Linked DNA regions of Homo sapiens: region 1 is linked to region 2. Evidence: chromatin loops called from intact Hi-C (ENCODE). Cell type or tissue: PC-9. All regions are shown on one strand. Each heading gives the region's core, and the rest is flanking DNA. Links, peaks and the distances in the headings are about the cores only.

Region 1 (10,362 bases), core at 1,598-9,597, 120 kb before region 2:
TATATTACTATGGGTATATAACTGGTAAACATTACAAGCTCATGGATAAGAAGAATCAATATCATAAGAATGGTCATATTGCCCAAAGTAATTTATAGATTCAGTGATACTCCCATTAAACTACCATTGGCATTCTTCACAGACTTAGAAAAAAAAACTATTTTAAAATTCATATGGAACCTAAAAGGAGCGCAAATAGCCAAGAAAATCCTAAGCAAAAACAAAGCTGGAGGCATCACACTACCTGTCTTCAGATTATACTGCAAGGCTACCTAACCAAAACAGCATGGTCTTGGTACAATAACTGACACATAGACCAATGGAACAGTAGAGAATGTAGAAATAAAACGGCACACCTACAACCATCTGATCTTCAACAAACCTGACAAAAACAAGCAACGAGGAAAGGACTTTCTATTTAATAAATGATTCTGGGAGTGCTGGCTAGCCATATGCAGAAAATCAAAACTGGACCCCTTTTTTACACTGTATACAAAAATTAACTCAAGATGGATTAAAAACTTAACTGTAAAACCCAAAACTATAAAAATCCTAGAAGAAAATCTAGGCAGTACCATTCAGGAAGTAGGCACAGGCAAAGATTTCATGATGAAAATGGCAAAAGCAATTGCAGCAAAAGTAAAAATTGACAAATGGGATCTAATTAAAGAGCTCTGTACAATAAAAGAAACTGTAATCAGAGTGAACAGACGACCTACAGAATGGGAGAAAAGTTTTGCAATCTATCCATTTGACAAAGACCTAGTATCAAGACTATACAAATAACTTAAACAAATTTACCAGAAAACAAACAAACAAACAAACAAACCCCATTCAAAAGGGGGTAAAGAACATGAACAAACTCTTCTCAAAAGAAGACATACATGAGGCCTACAATCATATGAAAAAAAAAGCTCAACATCACTGATCATTAGAGAAATGCAAATCACAACCACAATGAGATACCATCTCACACCATTCAAAATGGCTATTAGTAAAAAGTCAAAAAGCAACAGATGCTGACAAGGTGGCAGAGAAAAAGGAAAGCTTTTATTATACATTGTTGGTGGTAGTGTAAATTAGTTCAACCATTGTGGAAGATAGTGTGGTGATACCTCAAAGACCTAGAGGCACAAGTATCATTTCATAATCACTATTAATAGTTTAATTTTTTAAAGGTGAATATTTAGAATATATTTTATTTAGATATATTTTAATGTAATGTATTATAAATACAAAATATGAACTCACAATAGACAAATTAAAAATGTTGGGAGAGATTAAATAAATACCTGTGCTCTTCACAAAGATCTTAAAGCTTTTATTGATCTGATTATTTAGAATTATGCACTACAAAAATGGGGAAAACTGTTTTAGCTAACATAGCATGATATAAGCAGTAAAAGCCACTTTATTCTTGGTTGCTTGAGTTCAGGGGTGATACTCTGTATTTGCTTTAGGTTCCAAGGTTTACTATATGTTGAACAAAACTGCACACATTTAAGAAACAAACACCAAGATGCAGTTTGAAGTACAAAAGGATCGTTGGGAATAATGCTTTGAAAAATATGGACAGGAGGGGAGAACAGGAGTAGGCAGGGAAGACTGTTAGATCATAAAAAGATTTGGCACCTATTGAAGGAGAGGAAAAAGGAAGATGGTTGCATAGGAAAAGCCTTAGACTGTGGTGGTGCTCAGAGAAAAGTCTCAGTCCACTTAACAGAGTGCTTTGGCACAACATTCCATGTAGATGAGTTGACAATGAGTAGAAGTGTACCAAGCCCTGGTACCATCATCAGGCTTTAATGTATTTTTCAAGCTGTCAAAGGAGAGAGTGGCCTTGGCTCCAATATCACAGTGGATCTTAAAGGTGCTGTACTGGGAGGCTCTCAGCTAGCTCCTTCCCTTTGGGAGGCTCTCAGCTAGCTCCTCCCCTCTGTGGCTGATCCACAAAGGGACCAGCATAGGTCCCTGGCTGCCATACCACATGACACGTTACTTGGGGAGAACTTTAAAATATAGCTTAGTTAGTACTACCTGCTGACCATTTAATTCTCTTGTGTTGTTGTATACAGTTTGCCGTGATTGGAATATGGTTGTATTTTATTTATATATTCTATTCAATATAACTGTGAAAAATACATGAATTAATAATACATTACAGATTCATAAAAGTGATTCATCTCAGCATACCTTTTTTATCTTTTAGACCACAAAGGTGCAGTAAATGATGTCCTGGAGGAGTTACATCACATTTCACATGTCTAGGGGTGTCACTTGTCATTAACATGCTCAAAGTATCTAAATCAATGAGCCATGAAGTGTTTGAGCAAGCTGGGAGAAATTCACTACGTGAATTTAATTATTTTCCTAATTACAAAAATATACGCATTTGAGAGAAATGTGTTAGATTGCTGGAGTGCTTTTCCATAGCCAATGGGCACATGTTTGTGTATCTGTGGGAAGGCTTTCTATCTGATGTGACTGATTGGTTTAAGAGATGATTAATATTTTAGTATTACCAAAGATTTTTTAAATAGGAAATGATTTCATTGGCTTTATAAACAAGCTAAAACTATAATTCATTTACTTTTGGCCAAAGTCATTCCAAAAATATATTAACTAGTCTAAATGTAAAAGTTTAATTACTTTTTTACCTACTTTTGCATACAGATTTTAGAAGTACCCTATGTTTATACATTAAAGATCTATTTATAGGTACTATTGCTTAAATGTGTTTCAAAATATATTTATCCATATCTCTAGCTCAGTGTCTAGGACATTGCCTCATGCAGAGGATGACCAATAAACATTTGATGCAAGAGTTAATAGTTATTTTTTTCAAATATGTAACATACTCATTAATACTTTTATATCCCACAATATCTAAGGAATATTAGAATTAAATTTGGTTCAAAGGTTTTCTTGACAAAACTAAGAAATATATTATTAATTTTGTGGTAAAAAAGGTTAAAAATGATATATGACATATTTCTTTCTTATATTGGTTATTGGTAATAGTATTTTTTCATTCACATCTTGTGTTTTGGCACTGGATGCCTCTTGGGGGCAAATAATCAGAAATTAACAATGATCTTCAAAGTAAAATGCTCTGTGAGAATCTGTGAACAAGCTTGCAAATGACACATTTCTATCCCCATTTTCATAAATGTCTATTGCTATTAACATCACTAATTAATATTGTGCCACAGAGAGATTTGCATCTTTCTGAAAATTATTTCTCACATAAAGCTTAGCATAAAGAAAATTTAATGGAATGAAATGATGCTGTGGTATGTTGACCTTGTATATCGGTGCTGACCCTCTTTTATACCTGCTTACCAATCACTCATTAACCTTTTGTCCTGTTCTTTTCAAATCCTATGTTGATAGCCTAATAATCATGAACAACTTGGTTGTGTTTAATTGCAATTTATCAGCTAATATTGATATCCATCTTGATAAATTGTGAGACGATAAAATACAATTACTTTGTATAGTCTGTGTTCAGATGTAACCAATGTAAAAGAGACCTGACTTAGCCTCTTTTTATGAAGACTTTTCTCTTTATAATATGGTATTGATAATAACAGACTAAATTTGTCTTCATGTATGCCCTTTAGAGAGATGGAGGGCAGGCTAACCTGGCAGGCAGGCCTGTCAATTCACCAGCACTATGTTGATTTCCAGGAGGTCTGCCCCCTTGGAAGGCCAAGTACAAACACCAGAGGGCCAAGAGCAGAATATTCTGTGTTTATTATATGTCAGGAATTATGCTTGGGGTATTATATTATTTTCTCAGTTAAGTCTTACAGTAGAATAGATGGCTAAATGCTATTATTTTGTTTTATCAATAGAGAAACTGAAACTCAGTAAGTCAAATAGTAATTCTTGAGTAAGATTCAGAGGAAAATTAAAATTTGGTCTAATCATAAAGTTTATGTTCTTAACTGTTAAGCTTTAGCCCCTGGGACAGAAAAACAGTTTGAAAACATATATGTATATGAACTTTACAGTGACTCCAGCTTTCTTAACCACAGAGAATTCACCCACCAACGGAAGAAGAAAGTTATGGAAGCTACTAGGTAATTTCCTTTAGGTAATAATATCCTTGTACCCTTCCCAAATGTGTCCCATTCTACCTTTCCTCTGCCCAGTCTATCTGACTATGATCCTTGGCAAGGCACTGGGAATCGGGCTCTCATTCTGTTCCTGGCCTTCTGGTGTTTGTACTTGGCTTTCCTGGAGTGTGGCTGCTGGCTACTGACAGGTTTGCCTCTAGTTCCGCCCCTTGGAAGTGAAGACAAGTGCTGTTGAATTGACAGACCCACTTGGCAGGTTAGCCTCCCTTCCATCTTTCTCAAGGGCATATCTGGAGACAAATTTAGTCTGTTACTATCAGCATGTTATGAAAAGAAAAGTCTTCATTAAAAAATGAGTTTAAGGCAGGTGTCTTTTACATTGGTTTGTGAATCTTGGCGTAAAAATTTGTCTCTGGACTCAACATCCTTAACCCTTTCCATAAAAATGTGTTTTCTCAAGATAAAATGAACTTTGCATTCTGTTCACTCTGGGATTCTATATTTTTAGCTTTCCTGTGATTTTACTCCCCATCTTTTTGTTGTTGGATGTTGTCTCCCTGGCTTCCATGCCTGGTTACAGACACTGACAAACTACTCTTGTTATCTGCAGACGGGTAAGTATTTTATAGTTCAAGAATGTGAATGGCTGAGTTAAATTCTTGAAATGTATCAAAATAAGAATAATCTCCCTTCATATGATATTATATAGAAATCACCTCTACAGATATGTTCTGGAGGAATATTTATTCTGGCTGTTTTCCAAAATCCTCTTGGGAAATTTCAGCTGGCTAGTGAGCACTGGACTGAGAGATGATGTCAAATCCTGCCTCTGCTATCTTCTAGTTATTTTACCTCCAAGTGAGTCACATCAGTTTTATTCTTTTTTTTTTTTTTTTTTTTTTTTTTTTAGCAGAGTCTCACTCTGTTGCTTAGGCTGGAGTACAGTGGCGTGATCTCAGCTCACTGCAACCTCTGCCTCCTGGATTCAAGCGATTCTCCTTCCTCAGCCTCCTGAGTAGCTGGGAGTACAGGCATATGCCACCACGCCCAGGTAATTTTTGTATTTTTAGTAGAGATGGGGTTTCACCATGTTGGCCAGGGTGGTCTTGAGCTCCTGACCTCAGGTGATTCACCTGCCTAGGCCTCCCAAAGTGCAGAGATTACAGGCATGAGCCACCACACCCAGCTGAGTCACATCAGTTTTCTATACTTTGTTTCCTCATTTGTAAAATTGGTAAATAATGAGTGGATTTTAACTCTCTTGATCCTGGGGTATAGTCTTGGGAAAAAATGGGTTTGTTCCAGAATATAAAAGCTTATTTATAACCCTGTGTCCTTTGGGGCTCAGGATCTCACCTTTCCTTTTCTTAAAGGCACTGATTCTCTACCTCTGGTGCTTAGTACCACATTGAGATTTTCTGTCCCCATGGAAACAATGAAATTGAAGCATTACTCATGTCCCAGAAAGTGGTGTGTGAAGACTTGTATGTCCAGAAGAACCACCAGCTTCCAAACTTGTGTTTGCTGGTGAACTATAGAAGAAAGGAATGTGGCTCACATTTTACTCCAGTTATGTAACTGCCTTTGTAGATTAAATTCATATTCAACATTACCTTTGGCCATTGACATAAAAGCTGCTGTAGCTCCACTATATCCTTCTTTGCTATATTCCTCCAAAAGAATGAAAAAGTTCATGTATGATAGGCTGACTATGACCACAGTGAGGGTGAAATGGAGACACAGGTATTGAGGCTGTTAATGTTTTCTCTCCTTTGTCTGGTCTTGTTTTTTTTTTTTTCCCAGTCTTCTACGCCTAGCATTCCAAATCCAGGGATTTAGTGATTTTTAGCAGTCCTTCTCCTGCTTAAAATTATTCTAACACACCTGATGCTATTTGTACCCAAATTCCTTATTTCCCTCCTTCCTGGATTACTTTCCTTATCAACTAGTTGTTGGAGGGAAAGTGAGAGATTAAATTCATTTCTTGTATATGTAAAGAGCTCAGAGCTTCTTATAAGTTGAACTTTGTATTGAAAAAAGGATTAACACATCACAAAAGAAAAAAGAAAAATACCAGTGATGGGGAATTTTCTGGTTTTATAAAATTCTAGATAGTTGAGATAGAAAAAACATATTTTAAAAAACAGAATAGTTTTTCTAGGGCCTCATAAATCACAGCACGGGAGTGTCTAGCTCCTTTACTTACCTTTATACCATACACTTTATGGTTATAATCTTTAAACATAAACACACAAAACCCTCTCTGTTTCATCCTTTTCTACTAAATGTCAATTGCTAGTTCCCTTGTTTAACTTCATATTTAGTTCAATACTTTTACTTTTGTCTTCACAGTATAAGTTTTATCTTTAACCCTGGGGATTTTAATAATAATCTATTGTTTTTGAAATGATTATGTTTTCAAGATTTAGTATTCTGGGAAACTTAATATTAAATCAAAGTTTGAACTGTTCACTCAATATTACTCTATGAATTTATATTAAAAAGCTCTTAATACTCAGGTATTAGGATAAACTTACACTGAACCCAAAGTAACTCAGTCTTTAAAAACTTTCAGTACACCCATTTCCCTTTTATTATTGATAAAGCTAACAATTATATCTTGATGATCTAGAACTATATAGATAACGTTTTTTAATAAATGCCGAGTTCTCATTTCCTGAATCACCTTCATTCTTTTGTGTTCACACTGGCAGAACTTGCTGTTTCTACCAGAAGAATCATTTTGATTGGGAATGCAGTTTTTAGTAGAGATGGGTCAGTGTGGCTATGACAACATGGTGCTATTAAAACTAATAGAAAAAGGACTCATGAGAACTCTATCTTTGTTCAGGTTATGATCACTTCCTTTCTCAGAACCATTGTTAGTAGTGAAACAGGAGACAGAAAATGGCCTCCAGAATGATTGTCTTCTGGTGGATTTAATGATATCGTATCACTTCTCAACGTGGCTCATCATTGTCCTCCCATATTCTAGTCAACATATAAAACCCATCATTCCATTCATTTGATTTATTTTTAATATCCCCCCAGCTTCTATTATGATCATATTTTTCTTTTCCTTGTCATGAGCTATTGGCCAAGAAGTGTGATGCAGATTAAGGGGTACCATCTTAGTCCATTTAGTGTTGCTGTATAGGAATACCTGAGGCTGGGTAATTAATAAAAAGAGGTTTATTTGGGTCATAGTTCTGCTGGTTGGAAGGCTGGGCATCTGGTGAAAGCCTCAGGCTGTTTCCTCTCATAGCAGAAGGTGAAAGAGACTCAGGGTGCTCAGAAATCACACATTGAAAAAGGAAGCAGAGAGAGTGAGAGGGGAAGTGCCAGGCTCTTTTTAACAACCAGCTCTCATGGTAACAGTAGAGTGAGAACTCACTTGCAGCCATCCCTCCCTCCCCCACCCCAGGCCTCTTTCCTCCAGGAAGGGCACTAATCTATTCTTGAGGTATCCATCCCCATGACCCACCCATCTCCTGTTAAGCTCCACCTGCAAAATAAGGGATCAAATTTCAACATAAGAGTTGGCGGGAACAAACATACAAATTATAGCAGGTACATTTATTCTGATCTTCAGTTTTAATCTATAGCATTCTTGAGTCATGTGACTTTAGGTGTCTTTTAAAAACTTTTATGAAATCACGATGAAATAAATACTATTATTTTCCTAGTTTCATAATAAAAATTGAGACTCTGAATGTTAAATAAAGTTGTTCAAACTCACAGCAACCTTAGGGGGCTTCTGACTCCAAAGTCCACGATCTTATCAATGAGAGTGTTTATGTGTGTGGTGGGGTGAGGGGCGCTGAGAAGGAAGAGGCAATGACTTGATTCTGTTTATCTAGAAAGAGGTAACAGCAAGTCTTTGGCATTGGAGGCCAAGCTTCAATCTCTAGCATTTACACAGCTGCTTTACCTCTTAAAAAGAACATTCACTTTCTGTCCCATGAAGGATGAATCTCCTGTCTCTAAGCAACTGAAGAGAGGGCGCCTAGAAGGGCATGATGTGTTTGGGGAACTGGATATTGTCAATGAGTCTGAGATGGTATATCCAACACGGAAGGGTCAAGGCTTCCTGTCATCTGCTGTGTTTGCATTTAGCACATAGCAGATACTCAATGGACATTAACTAAGTGAAAGGGGCAGATTATAGGAGCTGATACTGGAAAGGCCAGCACATGAATGGCCAGGATTTCAGGCTGCAGACAACATATGGCCAGTTTCTTACCTATGGTGACTTATGAGTTTACTACTAAACTCTGAATATTTTCTAAGGTCTATTTGGTTGGTAATTTTTAAAAAACAGCTTATGGAACATAAGAAATAATATGAAAGTTCTAATTGCTTGAGTGGCTATTGCAAGAAACAGAATAATAGAAGGGACTGACTATGTGGGTGGTGGTAAGTGGCTATATGAAATTCTGACTAAATTATACCCTAAGGCAAAGGTGGTATAACTGAGTTTTTGGAAGTATTAAAAAACTAATTAGAAGGATTATATCTTTAATATTCATGTTTCTGCAACTACAAAAGCATTCTGGGACAATATAAAAGATTAATTTATATATGTTTTTCTTCTTCTCCAACTCCCCACCACCTCTGTCATACATTGGTATTTTGCTCCTTTGCTCTCCTAAAATCTTGGAAAATATTCTTTCTTCATCATACTTTATTCTAAGCAATTAGCTGTTTCTGAATTTCAGCTAAGAAATAATTATCTCCAGAATTCATAGGTATGAATTCCCCAATGTTTCCTTAGCTTTTGGGCCATTTTTGATGCCAAACTGATGTAGAGTCCCTATTACATAAGAATTGGTTTTACAAATTAATTTAACAAATTTAACAAATCTAGAAAGAACTGGAAAGATACAACAATTTAAAAAGATACTCCCATTGTTTAAGTGAAATTATATTTGCTGCTAAAATTTCCAAAATTACATTTAAATTGTTTCTCGTAATGCATAAAATAAAGACTACCTTTCATTAAAATTTCATACAGTGATGCAGTGGTATAAAGAATATATGAAACACAAGTGTAAAGTTTAATATTTACTTATGAATGAGGGTGAGATGAACTCTTTCATTCATGATTTTAAAATGGAATAAAAAGGAAATATTTGCCTTGCTTTTTAAAAATCATATAAAACTTGGATAATTAGAATTCATGGTAGAGATATTCTTCATGTACACATATGATAATCTGGTGCTAAAAGTAACTAATAAGGCATTTCTATATACTTTAAAAAAAATATGTTCATTTTATGTAACTTGAGTAGCAATACCGTGACATAGATATTGTTGTGGTCATATATATGAGAGTATTGGGCCTCGGTAGAAGTTAATAGTCTTCTTCAAGTAGTTATTTATTCCTATTGAAGTTTTTGGTGTGGCAGTCAGTACATGTTGAACATCCTTAATACAAAAACTGGAAATCCAAAATGCTCCAAAATCTGAAACATTTTGAGTGCTGACAATGATTGCCACAAGCGGAAAATTCCACACCCAACATTATGTAATGGGTTGCAGTCAAAATGCACAGAACACACAGTTTATTCAGTGTCTGCAAGAAAAAATGAGACCCCTTAAACCCGTTTAGCTGCTATATATCTTTAACATGCATACTCAGATTCCCCCATTCAAGCAGGCCCACAAAGAGTAATAAAATGGCACATGTAGTGATGATATGCCATTTCTTTATGAATTTCCATTAAAAAGTGCGGAAATAGCTGTGGAAAAACTGCCTTTAGACAATATGGTGAAAATGTGCGATGGGCTTAATGAAGGACTAGAGCCATGTGCACTTACCACAGAACAATAAATTATGTCAGTTAATAGAATCAAAAAGAGACCTCTGAGGCATAAACTGTTGTTACTGAGTTAGATGACTCTGAAGAAGACATTTTAAAAGGCTATCTAACAGAATGCCTCCTCATCCCTGCAGGACCCACATTTTGGGGCCCTCAAATGCTTCTGATATTTCTTCTCACTGAAAAAATAAAATACGGTACACACTAACCTTTTAGCCAAATACAGCATTGTAGGTAGGGACAGACCAAAAGCCTGCAGTTGTTTGTCATTGCTTTTGTTTAACAGCTGACACGGGTGTACTCTGGTGATGCTACCATGCTGCTTAGTAACCCTGAACACATTGCTTTTTCATTGTATTATTGGTATGTCATACTTTTTACTTTTAAGTGATTATGTGTGAATAAGTGTAAAAAATGATTGCTTATCAGTGGCATACAAATTTAGAGTCAGGAATGAT
Region 2 (10,362 bases), core at 779-8,778:
CTATTCCCACATCCCACTCCCTCTTCTCAGGCCTTCCTATTGTCCAAGACACAACAGTATTGAAATTAGTTTAAGTAACAACCCTATAATGGCCACTAAGTGTTCAAGTGAAAGGAAAAGTTGCACGTCTCCCACTTTAATCAAAAGCTAGAAATGATTAAGCTTAACAAGGAAGTTATGTTGAAACCTGAGACAGCCTGAAAGCTAGAATTTTGTGCCAGTTAGTCAAGTTGTAAATGCAAAGGAAAAGCTCTTGAATGAAATTAAAAGTGGTACTCCAGTGAACACATGATGATTAAAAGGGGGAAACAGCCTTATTGTTGATACAGAAACACTTTTAGTGGTTTGGATAGAAGATTAAAACAGCCAACACATTCCCTTAAACCAAAACCTAATCCAGAGCAAGGCCCTAACTCTCTTCAATTCCGTGAAGGCTAAGAGTGGTGGGAAAACTGCAGAAGAAATGTGTGAATCTAGCTGAGGTTGGTTTATGAGGTTTTAGGAAAAAAAAAAATCCATTTCCATAACCTTAAAGGACAAGGTAAAGTGACCAGTGCTGATGTAGAAGCTGCAGCAAATTATCCAGAAGATTATCTAAGATAATTGATGAAGGTGACTACATCCAAGAACAGATTTTCAATGTAGATGAAACAGCCTTCTCTTGGAAGCAGATGCAGTCTAGGAATTTCATAGCTAGAGAGGAGAAGCCAATGTCTGGCTTCAAAACTTCTAAAGATAGCCTGACTCTCTTTTTACAGGCTAAGCACCTGGTGACATTAAGTTGAAGCCATGCTCATTTACCATTCTAAAAATACTAGGGCCCTTAAGAATTTATCATGCTCATTAGCGTATAACCTACTATTGTTGCTGGTCCATTTATTAGCCCTCTCTTGTTTTATTGAGTTATTTTTTTTTACCCCCATTGCTATCCCTATTTAGCCTTTCAAGAGCAACCATTTTAAGAGGTTTAATATATAATCTTTTATTTGTATGTGTTTTCATCAAGCTATCATTATATAAAGGTATTGTGCTTTGGAACACATTCTGTCTTTTCCTTTTTCATTCAGTATTATGTTTTTTGCAGCATTATTACATTTCAGTGTGTGTAACTAGTCTGCCACTTCGAATGGCTGCATCTTACTCTCAATCCACTATTTACACCACAGCCGGAGTAATCTTTAAAAATGCAAATCTGATCATGTCATGCAGCTGTTTAATATCTGTTGGTGATTTTTCATTTGACTTAGGATGTATTCAAAACTTCTTACCATGTCTGTAAGGCCTTGCAGGATTTGGGCAGTGTCTGGTTAGTAAGTCTCATCCTTTGCCTTCTTCCGTTTGGTCTCTGCGTTTCAACCACACTGGCCTGAACTTCCTCAGATCTGTTACGCTTCCACGTTTGTTATTTACACCCAGCAATCTTTCTTCCTTCAAGTATCAGTCTAAATTTTGCTTCCTCGGATAAGTATTCCATGACTGGCCGATTGAATCAGAAGCTCAATGTTTAAAAATTCTTTAACATTATTTACTTTTGGTTACACTTTATATAATCTTTACTTATATTTGTTTATGTGTTTAATTCTTTAATATTTATCTTACCCACTACCATGTCAGTTCCACAAAGGCTGAGGCCGGGTTTATTTGTTCCTCAGTCATTCTTGTTTCTACCTATGGGAAGCCCTCAATAAAAAAGTGTTCAATGATTTACATGGGAGAAGTGACTTAACCAAGGTCATAAAACTAATTAAAGTCAAATCCAGACAAGAACTCAGCATCTTTCCTCTTCCTGTACTTGGCATTCTTTGAACCTATTGCCATTCTGTATTCTTATGTCCATTCCAGCTCTTTACACACAATAGGTGCTCAATAACTACTTCAGAAAAACATAAAATAAGCAAAGAATGGAATTGTGGATTATATAGCTTTATATTTATGTCAAAGAGCTACTGGCTATTATGTGAAATCTCCAAATCTTTAAATTCATTGGTAAAATAGTTGTCATTGATATTCTTGTTAAGTTTATAAGTAGACATTGCATTTTCTTTACGTTTTTTACCAGGTTGAAGACTGCTTCCTCTGATGTCATAAAGTCAGAGAGCCACATTGAGAAATGTCTGTTAAAATGCTTCTGTTAAAAATGTGTAGAAAGTGTGTGTCTGTTAAAATGTGTAGAAAATTCTGTTAAAATGTGTAGCAGGCTAAGTTTCAAACTGCAACTGAATAGAGAGAATCAATCTATGCATGTTCAGTTTGTGCTCATTTTAATAAGGAAAGAGACTGATGACCTCTCTACTTAAAAGAGGATGGATGGATGCACGTTTTTAAGAATATTTATTTTACCTCAGGAGAACTAAAATAATAACCTATCCTTCCTTCCAACTTGGTCTCTGCCTGAGCAGGTTTTATCAATGGACCTGTCACAATACTGAAATTGGGAGCTCTTGCTATGTTGTTTTGTAAATCCAATTATCTTCAATCCTTGCCATTTCAGCAAAGAAACAAACAAAAAAAGCTTTTAAAGAAGGTATCAAATAGCATTTTTAAATTTATTTTTCAGTGGTATCAGGGAAATTGCCATGTCTTCACCAAGTGATATAAATCTATATTACTCATTGAATCCATGCCTTGAAAACTAGAAATGATTTTTTTTTCTGTTATACTAAAAAAGTTAAATAACTTGGAAAGTAGTACTATTTTGACTATTGGCAGTACTGGTAGGTAAGTAAATAAAAAAAATATAGCCCCATTTCAGTGTGACTGAAGGTGGCAGATCAATGAGACCTTTATCCCATTAGCCTGCCCTAGTATCTGATATTCCTCAAGCTGAGACTTAATTCTTTTGGTTTCAGGTACTGTATTTGTAAGATTCTCTCATTCACAAAATTCTATCAAATTTTCAGGGTTTACCCATTTATTAGTTATTTTAACTTCACATCATAACTCTGACATCACATAGAAGTTATTAATACCCAATGATAGAAAAGAAAACTGAATCTCAACACAATTACATAATTTGTTCAAGAAATCACAGCAACAAATTGGGCCTTCTGACTTGAGTCTAGAGCCTTTCACCAACATCAAGTAGTACTAATGATATTTTACTGTAAGTATTTTAACTGGGGCTATTATGAGTTCATTTCCCTTATCTCATCTCTTCTTCCTTCCATACAATTTTTTTTCAGACAACTTCTCGTTTATGTTGTTTTGTAAGCATCCCTCCCACCAGGTTCTGGCTTTGTTTTGTATGATTTATTTCTATTGGCTCCATCATGACCTCTCAGGGCACTTGGAAGATCCTGTTGTAAAGCTCTGAAGCTCTTGACAGTCTATCTGTTGGGATTCGAAAAAATAAAGAAGTCAACATTAGGTAAGATAAGAATAAAATTCCCCTCAAAAAAAAAAAAAAAGAATAAAATTAAAGAAGAAAAAAGAGTATGGTGGGCCTTTGCCTCTGACCTCTGGGTAGTTTCAAAGATGAGTTCAGGGATAGAGTTGCAGCTGCAGATATGAACCAGGTCTTCAGAGAGGTGACAGAAAGAACTAAAGGGAGAGAGAGAAATGTAAATTTGCATTAATTGAAATTTTTTTAGTTACAGTGGCAATACCGTAATACAGTAGTCTAAGCTAAAACAGGAAATTCACTGGATCATATCACAAGATGGAAAACCAGAGTGGGTTAGGGTAAATGGAAACTGGCTTAGGGACAGCTGTGGCCAGGGACTTAAATGGCAGGATGGTATCCACTTCTCATTTTTACTCTTATCTGTAGAGTATCTTACTCTACTCTTTTTTCTAATATTGCACAAGAGGAATGTAGAAGAGAGATTTTTTTAAACAGACCTCAGTTTTGGACTCAAGTTTCTTAACTGTATGAACAGAGATGAAAGGAATACTCTTTTCCCAACTAGAGTTTGAAACTTTTAGGAGAGGACTCTGATAGATCCATGTTGGGTCATACACCAACTCCTTGGACCCATCAACATGAAAAGGTATGATGAGTTTTGTGTTAGACCAATTTGTAGCCAGGGAGGTAGGGCTGATTTCCACAGGAAAGAGGGCTGGTACATTTATTGCCTTTTGGACCAAGTATAGACTACAGAAAACTAAGTATGCTATGCCAAGGGCTTGAAATTTATCCTACATGCATGGTTTATTTATTGGAACATTTAAAGTGGGAACATAATCAGCTTTACCTTTTAAAAATACAATTCTGGCAGCAATGTAAAGGATGAAATCGAGATTTTTAAAGACAAGAGATAGGTATCTTAGGATACTATTCCGCAAGTGTAGATTAGATGTAATGATGGCCAGGTGGGGTGGCTCATGCCTGTAATTCCAGCACTTTCAGCACTTTGAGAGGCTGAGGTGGGTGGATGGCTTGAGCCCAGGACTTTGAGGCTAGCCTGGGCAATGTGGTGAAACCTTGTCTCTTCAAAAAATACAACAATTAGCCCAACATGGTGGCATGCACCTGTGGTCCCAGCTACTCGGGAGGCTGAGGTGAGAGGATCACTTGAGCCCAGGAGGTCAAGGCTGCAATGAGCCGTGATCATGCCACTGCACTCCAGCCTGAGTGACAGAGTGAGAGTCTGTCTCAAAAAAAAAAAAAAAAAACTGCAATGGTGATGATAAGAAAGCCTTTAGCAGTGTTTGTACAGAGGAGTGGTTTGAAGATAGAATCTACAAGATGTCAGGGCTTGAAAATGAAGAGTAGGAGGATAAGAGAAAGAAACAACTCTCATATTTCTAACTTGTGTGATCGCATGGATGACAGCATAGTTCACAATGCATGGAAAACATGAGGAAAAGCGGATTTGGCAACAAGTTTTTTAAAAAATAAAATCTTCCCAATTTTAACCTCTGGATGACTGGGTAGGATTATAAGCTTTCCTGTGCCCAGAGAAAGAATGTATTAGTCATATTTTCCTTTGTCTTCAGAGTAATTGAGATCATTCAGCAGATAAAGTGTGGTCAAAGAGTAACTGCAGACCTTTCAAAAGTGTCTGTGACTAGAGTATCAATAAGGATAGTGCTTTGATGGACAGACAGCCTCTTTCTCTCCAGTCATTGAATCTCAAATCTGTATCCTCCATGATTCCTTTGTCATAGAGATGCTAGTTCTTCAAATAATACATGCATTTTTCTTTGCCCATATGTGTGTATATGCATAGGTGTGCGTGCCTGCTAAATAACTGCACATGACTTTTAAAATCTTCTGCAAATGTTGAAGCAAAGAGTAGCAAGGGTGGACATGGGAAATGTGTCTATAAGGACCTCAATGAAGAGCTTAGAAATTGCCCATGATCAGACATCTGAGATTCTGAAATGGTCTCAGACCTGATTTATATATTTCTAGTGGATATATTTACTCATGATGTTCTCCTGCTCATGCTGTCACAGAATCTGTAATAATCACTTAGGTTTACCAGCAGTATAATGAGATCATCTTGACTTTGTTAAATATTTCTCATTTTTAACTGGATCTCATTATCTTAAGCTAATACAATACATTTGTTTTTTTCCCCTCAGTATTTATACCCATAAATAATATGAAGAATGTTAGCACAAACTTTCTTAGCAACAGTTTTCATAAGCTACCCAGTATGATCTTGTAAGGCTCTGACATTAAGCAGTCTCAGTTATTTTTACCTGGAGGATTTGTGTTTCTGAGTATCTCTCTTCCAGACCAGGGATTGGCAAACTATGGCCTATAGGCTATTTGGTTTTTTTTCTTTTTAATGTTTCATTGGAATACAACCATGCTCATTTTTTGTGTATTATTTATGGCTGTTTTAATGCTATTAATGGCAGAATTGAACAGTTTTTACAGAAACCAATTAGCCTGAAAAGCCTAAAATATTTACTAGCTCATCCTTTGTAGAAAAGATTTGCTGAACTCTGTTGTAAACTACAATTTGATAATAGGAGATCCTGATGATAACTAACATTCTCATTACATGAATATAAGATTGAAATGATGAAATACTCTCTCTTTTTAAAAATTTCGCTCCTTTGGATATATACCCAGAAGTGGAATTGCTGGATCATATGACAATTCTCTTTAGTATGTCAAAGAGATATCTGCATTTTTATGTTCTTTGAAGCACTAATCCCAATGACCAATATATGAAATCTACCCTAGTGTCCATCAATGGATGAATAGGTAAATAAATTATAGTCTATACACAATAGTATTAGAGATATACTATTCAGCCTGAAAAAAAGAAGAAAATTCTGTTCTTTTTGATAACATGGTGGACCATGCTAAGTGAAATAAGCCAAACACTCATATGTGGAATCTAAAACAATGGAATTCATGGAAGCAGAAAGTAGAATGGTGGTTACCAGAGGCTGGGGATGGGGGAAACGGGAAGATGTTGGTCAAAGGGTACAAAGTTTCTCTTAGATCTACTGAGCAATGAGTTAACTATAGTTAATAATAATGTGTATTTCAAAATTGCTAAGTATTGAAAATATTTTCCACCTTCCGTCAGCTTCTTTTCTTCATGCAATTCAAACTTTTCCATGATGTATACAACTTTCATTGAATTTGCTGCATCGTCTTCACAGACAGTGATATAAGTTGACTAACACCACCAGTATACATGTGTTTTAGAGGTGTTTATGATTTCTTTGGAAAAATTGAAAAATAAATAGGTCAGATTATGTTTCATCACTGTCCTGCTATTTTTCTCTACAATGGAAAATTATTTTGCCTTCATATCATTTTTGAGAAGAGCTAAAAATCCAAACATTTATGTTCAAGGGGCAACTCCTTTTTGCTATTCTCTGTGCTTTCTAATCTCAACTTATTTCTAGGGTAACAGAGATGTCACAATTATATCACCCTAACAAGCCAAATCTTTATCATATCGCTGTGTCTGGCTGCATGAGTCATAAGGTCATGACTCTGGACTGAAAGCACATTTAGTAATACAATATAAAATTTCTCATTCAGTACTTACCTTTACATAATCGTGGTTCTTGTTTAGGCAAAATGGGCTCTCTTTATAAGAGAAAAAAATAAAAGTTAAAATACAAATGCAAAGATTAAAAAAAAATCCTTTGCTAAAACAGAGGAGAGAGAAACTAGTAGTCAGAATCTGAAAACATGGGGAAGAAGTTTCACATAGAGTTCTGGGTTCAGTTTGAATCCCAGCTCTATGACTTACCAGCTATGTGACCTATCTAAGATCCATTCTTTACCCGTAATGTGGGGATAATAATAGACCCTATTTAATCTAGTTTTAGAGTAGATTATAAGAGTAATTGTACATGAGTCACTTAGCATAGAGCCTGACATTTAACAAGGGTTCGATAAATGTTAGCCCTAATAATAGTAATAATAATACCTCCTTGTAAGAGTTCCTCATCTACTCTCAGGAAATAAATTATGTGCCAGGAGACACTGGAGCAACATCTGTATAGACACATTTATCTAGTTGGGGGGCCGCATATTTAATGGTCTGTCAGAATGGATGGCTACACAAAAGGTTGACACACTGAGACCTGCCTAAACAGGAAGTGTGGGACAAACCTGACAGGCCTAGGGAAGACAGTCTCAGAAGTGATTAGCTCCACACTGTTTTTAATTACATGCACTCTCTTTAGTTAGAAAGATGATGTTATTAAGTAAGTAGAATTATTGTACTTAGAAAAAATTTCAAAAATGGCCACTGATTTATTTTAAAATAGGTGGATTACTGATAGTTTTATGAACATAAATTTAAAATATTTATTATATTTTATTGGAGATATTAATTTTAATAATAAATACATAAAGAAAAATCTTTTATATTTGAGTATTGCCATTGAATTGATATTTCTCAATTCTCAACAATGACTAAATAATGTAAATGTGTACATCTTCTCAAATAATTAAACAGTCACAGAAAAAAATAGTTTAAAAACCTCATCATCCCTGACTCCATAGAGCTTAGTCTATTGATGGGGAAATACTTCAGTTGGATAATCATAAAAACAAATAAAATATTTAAGTGTTTAGGAGTCATGTTACATGCTGCTGTCATCATGTGTAATAGTGGGATTTGGCCTTGTCATTCATTCAATAACTATTTTAGAGCTTTTGTTCCTTGCCAGACATTGTTCTAGCTGCTTGAAATACCATAGTGAATAAGGCAGACACAGTTTTACTCTTATGGAAATTTTAACTAGCAGATGCTCAGAAAGGATAGGAAATATGTTGGAGGTTATATATTTAGAAAGTAGGAGATCCAAAATTCACACTTAGATCAATCCAGTGCCAAAACCTATGTCATTAACCACTGTCATCTATTCTGTCTTCCCAATTTTATCTAAATGCAGTTTAGTGAGTATTTGTCTTTTGTCTGTTTATCTGACCAACAAATGAATATCCTTCTCATATTGGAACATTCCCCACATTTTATGTGAGTCTTAATGCTAGGCAGGGGCTGCCTCTCACCGTGGACACTGAAAAGCTAGATACTCCTTTTCTGAATCAACCATGAAGAAATGGGTTGGGCACAGTTAATAATTAATAAGCAAAATAAATAAATAAAAAACAAAGCTGGAGGCATCACGTTACCCAAATTGAAACTATACTACACAGCTACAGTAACCCAAACAGCATGACACTGGTACAAAAACAGACATATAAACCAATGGAACATAATAGAGAGCCCAGAAATAAGGCCACACACCTATGACCATCTGATCTTCAACTAAGCTGACAAAAACAAGCAGTGGGAAAAAGACTACCTATTCAAAAAATGGTGAGGGGATAACTGCCTGGCCATATGCAGAGGATTGAAGTTGGACTACTTCCTTATACCATATACAAAAATCAACTCAAGATGGATTAAAGACTTGAATGTAAAACCCCTAAGTGTAAAAACCCTGGAAGACAACCTAGGCACTACCATCCTGGACATAGAAACGAGCAGAGATTTCATGACATAGATAACAAAGGCAATTGCAACAAAGCAAAAATTGACAAATGGGATCTAATTAAACTAAAGAGCTTCTGCACAACAAAAGAAACTCTCAACAGAGTAAACAGACAAACTAAAACCTGAGAGAACATATTTGCAAACTATGCATCTGACAAAGTTCTAAAATTCAGCATCTATATGGAACTTAAACAAATTTACAAGGGAAAAAACAAACAACCTCATTAAAAAGTGTGCAAAGGCCATGAAAAGACACTTTTCAAAAGAAGACATACATGGAGCCAACAAGCATATGAAAGAAAGCTCAATATCACTGATCATTAGGGAAACGCAAATCAAACTACAAAGAGATACCATCTCACACGGGTCAGAATGGCTATAGAAAGTCAAGAAATAACTGATGCCAAGAAAAAGGAATGCTTATATACTGTTGGTGGGAGTGTAAATTAGTTCAACCATTGTGGAGAGCATTATGGTGATTCCTCAAAAAGCTAAAAGCAGAGCTACCATTCAATCAAGCAATCCCATTAGTCAGTATATATCCAGAGGAATATAAATCATTCTACCATAAAGACAAATACACAGAAATGTTCATTGCAGAACTATCCACAACATAAAAGACATTAAATCCACCTAAATACTCACCAGTGACAGATTCCATAAAGAAAATGTGGTAAATATACACTATGGAACACTATGCAGCCATAAAAAAGAATGAGATCATGTCTTCCATCCAGGAACATGGATGGAGCTGGAGGCCATTATCCTTGATGAACTAACACAGGAAGAGAAAACCAAATACTGCATATTCACAGTTATAGGTGGAAGATAAATGATAAGAACTCCTGAACACAAAGAAGGGAACAACACACACTGGGGTCTACTTGAGGGTAGAGGGTGGGAGGAGGGAGAGGAGTATAAAAAATAACCATTGGATATGAGGCTTAATACTTGGTTGATGAAATAATCTATACAACAAACCCCTCTGACACAAGTTTACTTATGTAACAAACCTGCACATGTACTCCCAAACCTAAAATAAAAGTTAACAAAAGAAGAAAATAAAATATTAGAGTCCACTGAAAAATAAGAACACATTAGGTTCCAGAATGTATTATTTTGATTCTATTATTATTATTAAATCCTTCACTTTTCTCACTGGATATGTTCAGTAAAGCAATACAATTTCGAAATATCAGAAAAATGGACTTCACTCACTGCTATGGACTGAATATTTGTGTCCCCCAAAATTCATGGGTTGAAACCTATTCCCCAAGGTGATGGTATTTGAAGGTGGGGCCTTTAGGAAGTGATCAATCGTGAGAGTGAAGTGCTTCTGAATGGGATCAGTGTCTTTATGAAAGAGACCCCAGGGAGCTCCCTCACCCCTTCTCCCCTCTGAGAACACAGAGAGAAGACAGCTATCTATGAA

Evidence for each region. A loop is a pair of places that touch in the nucleus more often than their neighbours do. Peaks named below come from ENCODE experiments on the same cell type or tissue, not always from the same donor. Only the 100,000 strongest peaks of a DNase experiment are listed, where the experiment ranks them.
Region 1: a loop joins it to region 2, with 19 times the contacts of the local background. A loop is called at or near these places in 2 of 110 quality-filtered maps.

The regions. Positions count from the first base shown.
Region 1 is chr11:104,447,135-104,457,496 of GRCh38, forward strand. No RefSeq gene overlaps it. Among named protein-coding and RNA genes, the nearest start is that of LINC02552, 160 kb to the right of the region's middle. RefSeq lists an enhancer at 4,498-5,697. In PC-9, for the core only: no CTCF peak of the experiment used is centred there; DNase peaks (open chromatin) are centred at 4,947, 5,327 and 5,387; H3K4me3 peaks cover 1,654 bases; H3K27ac peaks cover 4,367 bases.
Region 2 is chr11:104,565,592-104,575,953 of GRCh38, forward strand. LINC02552 (long intergenic non-protein coding RNA 2552) reads right to left here. Exons shown (of 4, transcript NR_120585.1): 2 at 6,966-7,006; 3 at 3,457-3,540; 4 at 2,898-3,330. Among named protein-coding and RNA genes, the nearest start is that of LINC02552, 39 kb to the right of the region's middle. In PC-9, for the core only: no CTCF peak of the experiment used is centred there; DNase peaks (open chromatin) are centred at 4,940 and 8,020.